Linked DNA regions of Homo sapiens: region 1 is linked to region 2. A link is a loop called in an ENCODE intact Hi-C map of the cell type or tissue named here. Cell type or tissue: IMR-90. All regions are shown on one strand. Each heading gives the region's core, and the rest is flanking DNA. Links, peaks and the distances in the headings are about the cores only.

The links. Hi-C counts contacts between places; a loop is a spot of excess contacts. Peaks named below come from ENCODE experiments on the same cell type or tissue, not always from the same donor. Only the 100,000 strongest peaks of a DNase experiment are listed, where the experiment ranks them.
Region 1: it touches region 2 in a loop (4-fold over the local background); 1 of 110 quality-filtered maps calls a loop at or near these places.

The regions. Positions count from the first base shown.
Region 1 is chr1:77,514,212-77,517,127 of GRCh38, reverse strand. The region is part of intron 10 of AK5 (adenylate kinase 5); the gene reads right to left. Among named protein-coding and RNA genes, the nearest start is that of ZZZ3, 170 kb to the left of the region's middle. RefSeq lists an enhancer at 1,815-2,783. In IMR-90, for the core only: a CTCF peak has its summit at 1,454 (motif pointing left); a DNase peak (open chromatin) is centred at 2,527; H3K27ac peaks cover 1,836 bases.
Region 2 is chr1:77,369,490-77,372,405 of GRCh38, reverse strand. The region is part of intron 6 of AK5 (adenylate kinase 5); the gene reads right to left. Among named protein-coding and RNA genes, the nearest start is that of AK5, 89 kb to the right of the region's middle. In IMR-90, for the core only: no CTCF peak of the experiment used is centred there; DNase peaks (open chromatin) are centred at 1,265 and 2,035; H3K4me3 peaks cover 261 bases; H3K27ac peaks cover 1,282 bases.

The DNA of each region.
Region 1 (2,916 bases), core at 273-2,772, 140 kb before region 2:
GACTTTACCTCTCCAGCATCTTTCCCCGCTATTTCTTCTTCTTCTTTTTTTTTTTTTTTGAGATGGTCTTGCTTTATCGACCAGGCTGGAGTGCAGTGGTGTGATCTCAGCCCACTGCAACCTCCACCCCCCAGGTTCAAGTGATTCTCCTGCCTCAGCCTCCCAATTAGCTGGGATTACAGGTGCGCACCACCATGCCTGGCTAATTTTTGTATTTTTTGATACAGACAGGGTTTCACTACGTTGGCCAGGCTGGTGTCGAACTCCTGGCTTCAAGTGATGCACCCGCCTCAGCCTCCTGAAATGCTGGGATTACAGGCATGAGCCACTGTGCCGGGCCCCTCTCCCCATTTCTTACCCTCCTCCAGCACTGTCATGTCCAACTAACACAATTCTTGGACTTTCAATGCTTTCCATGTGCCTGGAAAGGAGGGCACTCCCACCTCCATAGCATTCAATGGCCTCCTATGCCCACACAGACTTTTCCAGGCTACCACGCTTTTGTTCTTCTTGGTCCTCAGCTTGAAAGGCCCTTCCTTCCTCCTCTTCTCTTTGTTTTCTCCCCCAGCTTTATTGAGGTATCATTGATAAAACTATAAATTTAAGATGTACAATGTGATGTTTGATATACATATATATTGTGAAATAATTACCACAATCAAGTTAATAAACCTCCACCTCACATAATCTTTTTTTTTTCTGGTGCTGAAGACATTTCACATCTATTCTAGCTAATTTCAAGTATACAATACAGTGTTGTTAACTGTAGCCATCATGCTGTACATGAGGTCTCCAGAACCACATCTCCTCACTTCCCTAGCCCCTGGCAACCACCATTCTTACAATCTGCTTCCATGAATTTGACTTTTTATGATTCCACGTACACGTGAGATCATGCAGTATTTGTCTTTCTGTGCCTGGCTTATTTCACTTAGCATAATGTCTTCCAATATGTTGTCACAAATGGCAGGATTTCTGTCTTTTTATGGCTGAATAATATTCTATATTCTAGCACATTTTTTTACCCATTCATCTTTTCTTTCTTTCTTTTTTTTCTTTGAGATAGGGTCTTGCTCTGTCCCCAGGCTGGAGCACAGTGGCACAATCACAGTTCACTGCATCCTTGAACTCAAAACTCCCGGGCTGAAGCAATCCTCTTGCCTTGGCCTCTTGAGTTAGCTGGGACTACGGGTCCCACAGGTGCACATCACCACACCCAGCTAATTTTCAGATTTTTTGTAGAGACAGGGTCTCTTGCTATGTTGCCCAGGCTGGTCTTGAACTCCTGGCCTCAAGCGATCCTCTCACCTCAGCCTGCCAAACTTCTGGGATTACAGGCCTGAGCCACTGTGCCCGGTCACATTCATCCTTTTTTTTAATGATCAAGGTCGTCCTCAGCCCTTAGGTCCAGATCACATGTTTCCCCCTTCTGGCAGGAGCCAGACCTCTCACCCTCAGCTCTGTTGGAGCCAATGCTGTAAACAGCGCCGGGTGCTCCCTGCCTGTCTTACTCTTGGGCTGCAGCTCCCTCACTGGTCGCCGGCCCTGCAAGCTTCTCTGGGTGCCCTGAGCACATCACACAGCACTTTGCACATCGTAAGTGCACCATAAATGCCTGACAAAGTTTTCTTGCTAAAAGGAAACATTTACCATCAGCATGCAAAACATGATTGAAATTTTAGTATGGTAATGAGGATTTACAACTCATTCTGCGGTTTTCCTGGTTTGCCTTTTTTCATACTTAAAACTCCTTTCTTTGTGCGGTTGGCAACTTCCCTCTTAAGGGACAACATTAGTTGTTGACCCTTTCTAATAGAAGGGCCCCTCCTTCCCCCTTCTTTGCCTTGCCAGAAAATCCAGGAAAGGTCTGAGTTTTCTATCTTCTGCTCATCTATACAGCTGCTCTAAGCCAAATGGGGAGGAGGTCAGACCCCTCATAGTATTGTCAGGGAGTCAGGGATGGGCTGGATGTAATAGGAAAACAGCAATTATGGAGGCTCCCCAAAATAATGCAGACCACTTAAAGAAGCAGCCAACTGCCAGCTAATGCTATGTTTACTGTAAGCACTATGCCTCCCGTCTCTCAGTATAATAGGAATGGAGAGTGTGGGAACAAGGTGGCCACTCTGGAGAAGTGGTGCTTCCAGGTAAATGACTAAGGGGTGCAAGTGGCTGAGCTCCTGAAAAGGCCATCAGGGCTTCTGTGGCTGGATTTACCTGGAAATGCTTTTCCTGGGATGGTTGGGAGCCCTCCATGTGGAAAAGATATTTTCAGACTTGGCTTACAAGGCAAAAATGCCATGTTCCAATTATTTTCTTCCTTTAGCATCCTGCTAATATGACTATTACAGTTTTTGTTCCTCTAAAATGTTATTTAATAAATCTCGACACAAAGGCAATTAAAAATCTTCAGCTCAAATTAACAACAGCTGTGTGTTGAACAGCAGCCGCTGCCCCAGTTAGAAACTTTCGTGGGAGCAACAGCTGCAAATTTTTAGCATTCTTTGGCCAAATGGCGCAGGCACTGTGGAATTTTAAGTAATCTACACAATAGCTTGATTCTTCCCTTGGCTCCAAACTGAAAAACAAAGTGATTTTATCACTGCAGTGAAAGCACAAAAACTGCTGGTAGAAACATAAATTTTCATATACTGCCACCGACATATCTTTGAGGTCTTAACTTATGACTTTTAAATAAAAAAACAATGGGGCCTTGATATCCCTCCAGGATAATTTGTTACCCGGCAAAAGATATTTTGAGGAACCGCATCTCAGAATGAGTGGGCTGTGTCCTCTGGTGGCAAGACGACTGATGACAGACAGGAGCTGTCACATTTACTGTCATCTCACTCATTTTTAGTGTACCATTACCCAAGGCTCGAACCCCTGAATAAGCCCATACACCATACCACGTGA
Region 2 (2,916 bases), core at 146-2,645:
TAAAAAGGTGAGAGTGGTGTGTGGGAAGTCTTTGGATGTCTAAATTTTGGTGTTCAAGGGCTCATAAAAATTATTATCATGATTGGGTTAATGGTTGCATTTTCATAACTTACTGTGAAAGAGAAAATGGCATCCATTTCTATTTGTTGTGCAATTTTTGTTGTTAGATTTTCATTAAGCACTTTTCTAAAATTCACTGTAACATTTCCAAGGAATTTTTTTTTTGTTTTAAATCTAGTGTTATTATTCAAGGTCTGGTAAGTGACAGTGATTAAAAATGTATGAGAAGTATGTGGTATTATTTGAAGTGGTTTATCAAAGATAAGGACATGCTAACAGCACATGTTGCATTAGTAAGAATTGGGAAAAAGATTGATAAACAAAATCAGAAGCAGATAAAAGAAACCCAAAAGTTCAGATGAACTCACACCTTCATGGGGAAGTGCAAGTCTTTCTACTGATCACTTCTGAGAGGTCAAGCAGTTTGACCAATCAAATCACCTAATTCTGTTACTTCCTTCCCTCTTCCTTCTCCCATGATGGATCTTTCCAAGGAGTGTTAATAAGTATCAGAACTTAATAACTATTAATTTCTTTTCCCTCCATTATTCTTTAGTCTGCATACTATCTATGGAATAGTGAAATCATAGAGACTTCCATTTATTAAATGCCAAGCTCCTTATCTTTTTAAGTCCTTCTAATAACCTGTAGAGGAGGAGTTATTCATTTCTGCCTGTAAAGAAGCAAGCTGACCCAGATGGACAGTAAATTGCTCCAGTGTCAGCTGAGTCAGAGGTCAGCACTTACATCTTCCCAACTTGGAAGCCTACATTCTTTGCACTATACTCTCAAGTGAACGATTAAATGCCTGTGGGGTGGGTGGCCATGAGAAAAAAAAATTAACCAGATTAAGGTACTCAAGATAGGGAAGGACTTACCAGCAGGACTGATAGTGTCATTGGGTTGAAACCCCCTTTCCAAATAGCACCTCCAGTGCTGTAAAGTACTCTTTCCACCTGGAGATCTCCTGGCTTCAGGGAAAATTATAATATTGAGCCCCTTCGTCCTCTTGCATAGAGAATAGACAGACTAGATAACCAGCTCCTGGACAGCGTGGGACTGCTCCTTTAAATAACCCATATAAATATATCCTTGGAAGATGCTAAATGGTGCCAAGAAGGGGTCCTGGTCATGTGAGAACTGTGGTTAGGAATAAAAGCACATTACCATGAATCAGAGCCTAAGCAGAATTCTGACTGCAAGGGGGATGTGCCTTAACTGTGTGAAGACATGCAAATGGAAAGGGAGTGTAAATATTTATAGTTCCTTTCATACCCACATCCTCTCTGGGTCAGCATGGGATGGAGTCATAGGTAATGAAATGTGACATCCAGCCACACATAAATGATTTAGAAAGAAGAAAGCATAACTGGTAAGAAAGACTTCAAAAGAAGCTGTAGAACAAAGTATGGCACTCATTGTCAACTTAGGATAGCAATGGACAGCCAGAATAACTTCAGGAGCACTTGAATGATTCAGGAGGCCCTGGCCTGTCTGGAAGCTATGTGCAGCTGGGATGGAGGATCCCAGAATCTGGTTCCTAAGCTGCTGGCCTGGCACTGCTTGGCAGGTTTGCCCAGCTGGACTGGGCTGGGGTTGGAGTCTGGCACTCACTTTTTACCCACAGTGCGGTAAAAGACTTCTTTCCTTCCACTCTCTGTGACTTTCCAGTACAAGAGACTGTACTAAATGGGAGAACAGCCAAGAGGAAGAATGTCATGTCCATTCCATTCTATCCACTGTCCCCTTTGAGAATCCTGATCCATCTCTAAAGTTTTTTTTAATTTTAATTTTTATTTTCATCTTTAAAGTTTTTAAACCCCTTTCATTAAAATGTGGTGGATTATCTAGTAATCATGCAAAAAGTTGGAAAATAAATTGTGATCCAAGTCCCCCCAAGTCTGTTTGTAGTTTTTTCTGCATGGTGTGAAAGTTTACTTTGAGAGAGCCTGTAGGGCTTTGAGGTTGCGTGTGAGTTTGTGAGACAGAGTTTGTCTGTTAGTTGCTTCCTTTCAGCTTTGAGATTTGAGCTTTTCAGTGACTTACGGGGAAAAGTGTTAGGGCAGCCAAGCTCACTGCTGGAGTTCTCCACGGAGCTGGAGGTGAAGTGTGAAAACAAAAGCTGTGTACCCGTGGCTTGGGACAGGAGTGAGCAGGTGAGGACCAGCAGGGTGGGATCAGAACCCTCTAGAAGACACCTGTCTAGTCTCTACTCCCAGGCTCACAGCAGGCAGCTCCTGCCACTTTGGACTTATTCTGCAAGGACAGAACAGGAGCTGCGGGGAAAAGTTCCTCCCTACAACACTGGATGCTGCTTTGGGAAGGAAAGCAACATGGAGAAATTATATGACTTTCTCAAAGCAGATATAACTGCTATCTCACATTAATAGCAAATGCCATATTGCAAATGCCATTTATTGGCAGCGGCATTAAAGTGCGTTTTGTGGAAGGGCATGACTACACTCTTAACTCTAAAACTTGTTTGTTTTCCTTTAATAATTTATGACAAATTTATCCTTAATGCTTTTGTCAAAACACTTTTTGAAACTACTCAAATGTTTCCTACCTTTAGAAAGCAATGGTTACCTCTAAAGTAAAATACTATTTCTTTATAATACAAGTAATTCTAATATTGTACATTCTTATTTTAAAGAATTCACATTTACCATTTTTCTATACTGTATATAATGCAAAAGGAAGTATGGTCCCATTTTTATCTTCGGATTATATAAAGAGGCCATAATTAATATAACTCTCATGATCAGTTGATATAGGAGACAAAAAGATTAATACATGTGATGGCAGATCAAGATGACAACAGAGGACTGTATTACTATGAATAATTTGGGAAAGCCT